Linked DNA regions of Homo sapiens: all the other regions are linked to region 1. Evidence: read pairs that join two places in POLR2A ChIA-PET (ENCODE). Cell type or tissue: MCF 10A. All regions are shown on one strand.

Region 1 (2,500 bases):
CCTACCTGGAAAAAAAAATTATAGAATATTAGGGTGGTAGAATTATGGGTGATTTTTTTGCAGTAGGTTTTAATATTTTGTTTTTATGATAAGATGACTAAAATGATAAAATTTTATCCAGGATTTAAGTTCCAGGATTAAAAGTAGAGTGCATTCTTCCCTGATGTAATATGCAAGAGAGGAGGGCGCTGGGCTGCTTCCACGCCAGTCTGCGCTTAAACCCATACTTCCTCAGGTGTGCAGCAGTAGCATCTGAGCGGAAGGGAACTGAGTATCTTAGCAGTTTTTTAGATTTAACAAAGATTACTCTCACTGCAGACAAAACTTTTTATTTAACCCTATTTAGCACCTACTAAGAGCTTTGGAAATATTAACAACTTAAAGACCCATTATTACAACTGAAGCTATTTTATGAATAGTTCCCAGGAAGAACTGAGGAATCCACTAAAAGACAATATTTCACTGCTTTACGGAGGAAAAAACTTACCTATTTCTCTTCAAGAATGGAACTTTTTGGCATAAGTACTCATGTAACAAAAATTTGCTATTTGTCAAGAAATTACTTCTTTTAAGTGTTCTAGAAAAGATCATTTTTCCCCCAATGTATGTTAAAAGTATATAGTTCAGTCTAGAAATGGAAAGCATTCTAAAAATAAATGTAATTGGGGTCCACTGTCAAATGAAAATTGCCACTTACTGTGGTTATTTTTGTTTTCAGATGGGTTACTTATGAATATGGCAGTTACAGAGGGCGACAGTTCCTATTGTCACCTGCAGAAGTACCTAATTGGTATGAATTCAGTGGCTGTCGCCAAATAGGTTCTCTACGACCTTTTGTTCAGGTATTTTCTTCCTCTCCATGCTCTGCATAGACTCTTCTCTGAAATTTTTTTGTAAATGCAATCCAACTTTTTATCCAATTTTTTTATTCAAAGTTTATAACTGGCCTCACCCTATAAACTCCTTCCCTGCCCCAATAATCTGGGCTCAGTTTCTGGTGCTAAGAGGTGTGGCTGCTTCAGAAGGCCATCAAACTGAACATCAAACGCAGTTATCCACAGGCAGGCACCCTGCCTCAGGCGCTTTGACATTTTGTCAAACTCTTCTCATTGAGAAAATTTAAAACCTCTGAGACTCTTGAGTATGGTAATTACCCTTAATCCATATCTCACTTTGGATTCTTCCTGATATTCATGCTTGTTCAGTGCTTCCAGCAGCACATCTGGTATAACAACTGCTGGGGGTTTTGTCTTCTAGAAGCGAATTTATTTCAGACTTCGAAACAAAGCAACAGGGTTATTCATGTCAACCAATGGAAACTTAGAGGATCTGAAGCTTCTGAGGATACAGGTCATGGAGGATGTCGGGGCCGATGATCAGATTTGGATCTATCAAGAAGGATGTATCAAATGCAGGGTGAGCTTTAGGATTCCACGGGGGCCTGTGATGGCTTTGCTAGGAGGTGACTCATCCTTTCATATGCTTTTGATCTTTTCTTCAAGTAGATGCAATTTCACAATTCCTGGAGTACTTTCAGAAATGAATTTGTTTTTTTCATGACAGTATATCCTAGCTCTGATAGAACCAGTCTAGGAACTTAAAATGAAAGGTAAATATAGCACTGATCCAAGATAGAATATTTATTTCTATGCTTGATTTTTATATAGTAGTAGAAAAAGGAAGTGTGTTATTCTTCCCTTTTTCCTTAATGTAACTGTTACAGAAACAAACTATAAGCTCCAGCCCTGTCAACAAAAATCACTCTTGGTTTGTTTTGGGGAAATCCACAGAACGGGATGAAGGGTAAAGAGATCCCTCTGTGTGCTGCACAGTCCATTTCCTAAGTGTCATACGTTGTAAATTAGAAAATGGCCCATGTCCCTCCTGCATCATTCCTACTATTAACAGACACTTAAAAGCTGACTGTAGTAAGATTTTTATGAAAGAAGCTCATGCTTCTATGGTAGATAAAACTTTTTTACTCCTTGATTTTGTGAGCTTGACCGTTGGCTCCTGATTTTCTTTAAAAAAACAAAACAAAACAAAACAAAAAACCAAAAAAAACCTGGTGCCCCGTGAGTCAGCAGAAGGAACACAGCCTTGCGAAAAGGAGTACAACTCGTTAATTGGGTCTGTTGTGCTGGAGGGGGAATTCTTTCAGTAAACAGAAGTACTGTTTGGACATGCATAGAAGAACTAGCAGGAGGAACAGAAGTAGTTGTAATATGGAATCATGAAAAGAAGCTTTCTGCCTTTGAATTGTCTTAATCCAAGAAAATGGTGTCTTTCAGCAGTTATTTCTAACAGACATTTCAGTGATGTTATTTAACAACTTTGAATTCAATAGGTCAATGAGAAAAAGTCTCCTAGATTATCACAGTGCTTTCATCTCAATATAGAATAATATACTTTAATTTTTTTTAGACGGGGTCTTGCTCTGTCACCAGGCTGGAGTGCAGTGGCACTATCTCGGCTCACTTCAACCTGTACCTCCCGGGTT
Region 2 (2,500 bases), 180 kb after region 1:
CTAGTGCTCCCAGAATGGTGGGGAAAAGCAGATGAGACAACTTCTGCCACCAGCCCAGCAGCTGCCAGAGTAGGGACTGTGGCTTTTATCATTGTTCTTAGGACCAGTACATATTCCTCTGATGGTAAATAATTTTCAGTAACTCCAAGTTCAAAAGTTCTCTTCATAACCAAATTGATTTTTTATATTTCTTTGGAAGAAAAGGTTACTACTACCTTGTAATAAGTTACTTTTTTACAGTGTTATAAAAGAATGAATTGGTGAAATAACTTCCAAGCAGGAAGATGTTCTCAAACCAGTTCTTGTTAATTTTTAGCTCAATCAGACAATTAGAACCACAAACTCAGGTATTAAAAACACTGAAGATGGCCAGGTGCGGTGGCTCACGCCTGTAATCCCAGCACTTTGGGAGGCTGAGGTGGGCGGATCACGAGGTCAGGAGACCCAAACCATCCAGGCTGACACGGTGAAACCCCGTCTGTACTAAAAATACAAAAAAATTAGCTGGGCGTGGTGGCGGGCACCTGTAGTCCCAGCTGAGGCAGGAGAGTGGCGTGAACCCGGGAGGGAGAGCTCGCAGTGAGCCGAGATTGCGCCACTGCACTCCAGCCTGGGCGACAGAGTGAGACTCCATCTCAAAAAACAAACAAACAAACAAACAAAAACACTGAGGACTGTCCATATATTAAAATAATTTTGAGTGTGTGTGTGTGTGTGCGTGCGTGTGTGGGCTGATCAGTTCAAAAAACTGGATTGAGAATAGGAGTAGAGTGTTTGTCCTCTTGAAGGAGATTTTGAATCTGATTCTAGATTTGTATTGTTTAAAATTTGCAGTCCATCTCTAAACTCATGGACTAGGAAAAGGCTTGGGGGGACGCTAGGAATGTAGCCATCTTTTGTTCAACTTTGAGAAAGCCAAACTGAAGACTTTACAACATAACAGTAAGTGTATGAACTTGTCTGTTCCTTTGCGCTTTCAAAAATTCGTTTATTCAACATTCATTTACTGAGAACTCATCACTTACCCTTATAATGCATTATATTAGAGGCAAAAAGCTACAAAGATATATGCCACCATCGCTGCACACAGAGAGAATCCAGTAAAGTGGGTGGGTTTTCTTGATTGTAAGGAGCAGACTCAGCTAGGTTAGCTCAGGAGGGAGATAAACATGGAACATCAATGGAGTTGGTCTTCCACAGAAGGAAGGAAGAGGCATTGGAAGGGATAGGCCTCACTGCCCTGGGACTGAGGAGCCACTCTGGCTCCAGGAGACTCCAGGGCTCTGTGGCAGGAGTTAGGGGGCCATGTCCACTGGCCTAGCTCAGTCTCCTCTGAGCTGCTTCTTTCCCTTGGCCTGAAACTCTTCTCTCCACCATCACTACAGCTTGCTCATAGTTTCAATATTTTGCAACCGGGGCTTCTTACAACCTACTGTAGCTCCAATTCTTATCTTTTCATTTCAAAGCATCCTCCCAAGTCTTTTCGCTTTTTCTTGACCTTTCTTTGGTTAAATTTCCAAGGTAGAAATGGCGTTTAACCCAGCTTTTATGTATGCGTCAGGTTATGAGAAAAGTTGCTGACCAACCTATCGATTGGCTGTCTTTTTGTTAGGTGTCAACCATGAACCAATCTGCTCTAGGGACGGGGTCATACAGGGCAAAGTATCCTCACTTAGAGCTGCTCCTTTGGGCTGTCCCTAGCAGGCTTAGTGGGAATGACAGACAATGGGAATAACTTGTTTACCATGGAAATAAATACATATAAAATTAGCTCTATGCTATGATAATACTGAGTCAAATTCCTTGGGCCAACATAACTGCCCAGATGGTGGGGAAAGAAAATAAACCATAACCAGGTAGGATTAGAGCTGGGGGAAGCTCTTGTCAACAGGGCTTGCTCTTCCATGGGTAGCCAGGAGGGCAACACCCAGGGGAGTAAGCAGCTTCAGGCTATTGTATCCAAGGGGTTTCCTGGCAGTCAGCCATCAGGAAGGCATTGTAAGAATTAAAGAAAGAGGAGAGAAACACGAAGGGTGGCTCAACAGTTAACAGGTTTATTTTAAACCTGGGAGGGACTTCTGATCGAGTTAGGTCAGAAGCCACACTCTCTTGCAGACTAAGAGTTTTTAAAGATTCAGGGTGGGAGAGTTTATCAGAGGCTTGGACTGCTTCTGTGTCTCTCTGTTGTGCTTATTTGGGAGGGAGAGTTGTGTGTCTGTTCCCATACATCTTTCTGTAGCTGCAGGCATATCCCCCCAATCTGCCTTTAGCCTTCCTATCTTAGTGCACCTGAAAGGAAAGGAATGTGCTTATTAAGGCCCACTGTTTTACTGGGGCCCATTGTATGAGGGTGAAGTTTGGCAGTTACCCAAGAGACTTTCCTCCCACTTCCCTCTGTGCCCGTCTTATCTGTATTTTACTGTCTGCTCTTTCTGACTGCTTGTAATGAGAAGACAAGTGATTTTCTTGAAATGCCTGAGGCTAGAAAGGGAGCTGGAAC
Region 3 (2,500 bases), 57 kb before region 1:
GCCTGACTTATGTCTTAGAAAAAATAATTCGATTCTACAGGCCACAGGTTGCCTCTTTAAGGTGCGGAGAAAATTCTGGCACAACGTAGACACTCAATAATTATCAGTGGAATGAATGAGTAAATGATCCTACAATTCAGACATTCCATGATCTTATCTTTTATCTTCCTTTCTGATTGATCATGTGTCGATGGCTTGAAACAATTAGGTTTCACTTTGTCTCTGTCAAAGTATAAATGACTTAAAGACAATACCAACCCGAAACTGGGAGTCTGCTTTTTAAAAGAAGCTTTTTGGGAGAATGAAATTATAATTATAAATTATAAATTAACTTTTATAATTGATGGCTTTTGTATTCAGTGACACCTCTTTTTCAGGACACAGGTTAATCTGGAAGTTAAAAAGTCTGTCACTATTCTTTCACCCAATAGTATACCTTTGATTGTACCCAACAGGATGATATTATTGTTTGGCCTGAAGTGACAGCATTAGAAAAAAAAAAAAAAAAAAACCACAACCATTGAGGTGTAAGTAGAGAGGTATGTGTTACATTATGTTGAAATGACAGAAAAAAGATTTTTTTAAAAAAAGAAAAATAGCATCAGAGATGAGGTGGGCACTAGAAGTGGTGACAAATATTAGAAGCAGCATGGGGCAAGCAGACATTCCACCCCGGGAGACTGGGAGCAGTGACATCGGAGAAGAAGGTTCTGAAGCCCTAACCTCAAGGATTATTGGTTATATCATATGAAATTGGACTGTAGATCAAAAATGGCCAAATGTCACAGTTTCATATACCTTTTCATAAGAGATCTGCTTACTACCAGACAGTGTTACAGTCTGTGGGTCATTTAGTGTAAGCCGTAGTCTTCACTCCTTCTAACAGCCCTGGAAGAAATCACTATTGTAGCACAAATGTAGTAACAGAGGTTCATAGTTCTGTCTCCAGAATCATAAAGAAGTAGCTAAATTATATCTAGTATACTCTTAGGTAACTGAATCATATATAATAGAAAATATTTTAAAAGTTAAAATGAAAAGCTTCTGTGCTTAATAGATCAGAGTTCATTTATGTGAACATTTCTTTATTCTTTTTGCTGTGCGTGTGTGTGTTTGTGTGTGTGTATATGTGTGTGTGTGTATAGAACAGGCCACATATATTATCCCAATCAATATCAGAAAGGAAAACACAAACGGAAAGGTGGGGAGGATAGTTAATTTATTTTTAATGCCTATTCCAAATCAATGTCTGTGGTATCAGGGATCTGTATGTGGATCCTCCCTTAAACTTAACTTCATCTGCCTGGTGTTTCTGATACTGAGATGATATTCTGCCATACACTTATCATGGGAAAATACAATTTTAACTTTAATTCTAAAAGTCTTCAGAATGAATATCCTGGAAGTTATTAAAAAAAAAAAAGAATCATGTCTCATAAAAGTCTTTCTTTAAGATGGACTGGAGTGCAGTGGTGCAATCTTGGCTACTGCAACCTCTACCTCCTGGGTTCAAGTGATCCTCCGGCACAGGACAACAGGCATGCCCCACCTCACCTGGCTAACTTTTTTTTTTTTTTTTGAGACAGAGTCTTGCTCTGCCAGACTGGAGTGCAGTGGCACCATCTCAGCTTACTGCAACCTCCGCCTCCCGGGTTCAAGCAATTCTCTTGCCTCAGCCTCCCAAGTAGCTGGGACTACAGGCACGTGCCACCACACCCGGCTAATTTTTTGTATTTTTAGTAGAGACGGGGTTTCATCATGTTAGCCAGGATGGTCTCGATCTCTTGACCTCAGGATCTGCCCACCTTGGCTTCCCAAAGTGCTGGAATTACAGGCATGAGCCACCGCACCCGGCCCAATTTTTGTATTTCTTAGTAGGACAAGTTTCACCATCTTGGCCAGTCTGGTCTTGAACTCCTGACCTTAAGTGATCCGCTGGCCTCAGCTCCCCAAAGTGCTGGGATTACAGGCGTGAACCACCATGCCTGGCCTTGTTTTTCTGTGTGTGTTTCTCCTTTTTCTCCCCCTTCCCCATTCCCCATCTTCGTTCTTTAGTTAGCTGTCACGAGTCTAAAGTCTTTCTTGCTTCTATTGAACAGAATTTTCTAACCCCTATTTTAACTTTTAAAGTTGAAGTGTAAAGTAGCTCAAATTCCTATATTTTTAAGCCACACAACTCATGCTATTTTTTTTTTTTTACAAAAAAACTGCTCAGGAAAAAAAGTTGCTCACTAGCACAAACACACATATGCATATGTTGTGAACAAGTAACATGGCCAATCCTATCATTTACAGTAATATCCAGTTGACTCATTCCCATGTGGCTGAATTGAAAAGCTAAGGTATCTTTCAGAAATCAACAAAGTGAGAGCTCTTAGGGAATCACACGTGTTTAAAAAAAAAAGTTACTTTTGTACATTGATGACCACATTTTAGAAGGATGCACAGGTGAGTACATGTAACAAGATTTTGTTCCACTTTCCTGAGTCAGATTTGGGCT

What was found. Peaks named below come from ENCODE experiments on the same cell type or tissue, not always from the same donor. Only the 100,000 strongest peaks of a DNase experiment are listed, where the experiment ranks them.
Region 2: POLR2A ChIA-PET joins it to region 1 with 5 read pairs; 3 of 35 experiments call an interaction of 5 or more read pairs at or near these places.
Region 3: POLR2A ChIA-PET joins it to region 1 with 5 read pairs; 16 of 35 experiments call an interaction of 5 or more read pairs at or near these places.

What each region holds. Positions count from the first base shown.
Region 1 is chr6:106,560,085-106,562,584 of GRCh38, forward strand. It overlaps CRYBG1 (crystallin beta-gamma domain containing 1), which reads left to right. Exons shown (of 22, transcript NM_001371242.2): 19 at 719-842; 20 at 1,258-1,416. Among named protein-coding and RNA genes, the nearest start is that of RTN4IP1, 68 kb to the right of the region's middle. In MCF 10A, no CTCF peak of the experiment used is centred here; DNase peaks (open chromatin) are centred at 1,477 and 2,107.
Region 2 is chr6:106,741,805-106,744,304 of GRCh38, forward strand. The region is part of intron 1 of LINC02532 (long intergenic non-protein coding RNA 2532); the gene reads right to left. Among named protein-coding and RNA genes, the nearest start is that of MIR587, 41 kb to the right of the region's middle. In MCF 10A, no CTCF peak of the experiment used is centred here; no DNase peak of the experiment used is centred here.
Region 3 is chr6:106,503,538-106,506,037 of GRCh38, forward strand. All of the region lies in intron 2 of CRYBG1 (crystallin beta-gamma domain containing 1), which reads left to right. Among named protein-coding and RNA genes, the nearest start is that of RTN4IP1, 120 kb to the right of the region's middle. In MCF 10A, no CTCF peak of the experiment used is centred here; no DNase peak of the experiment used is centred here.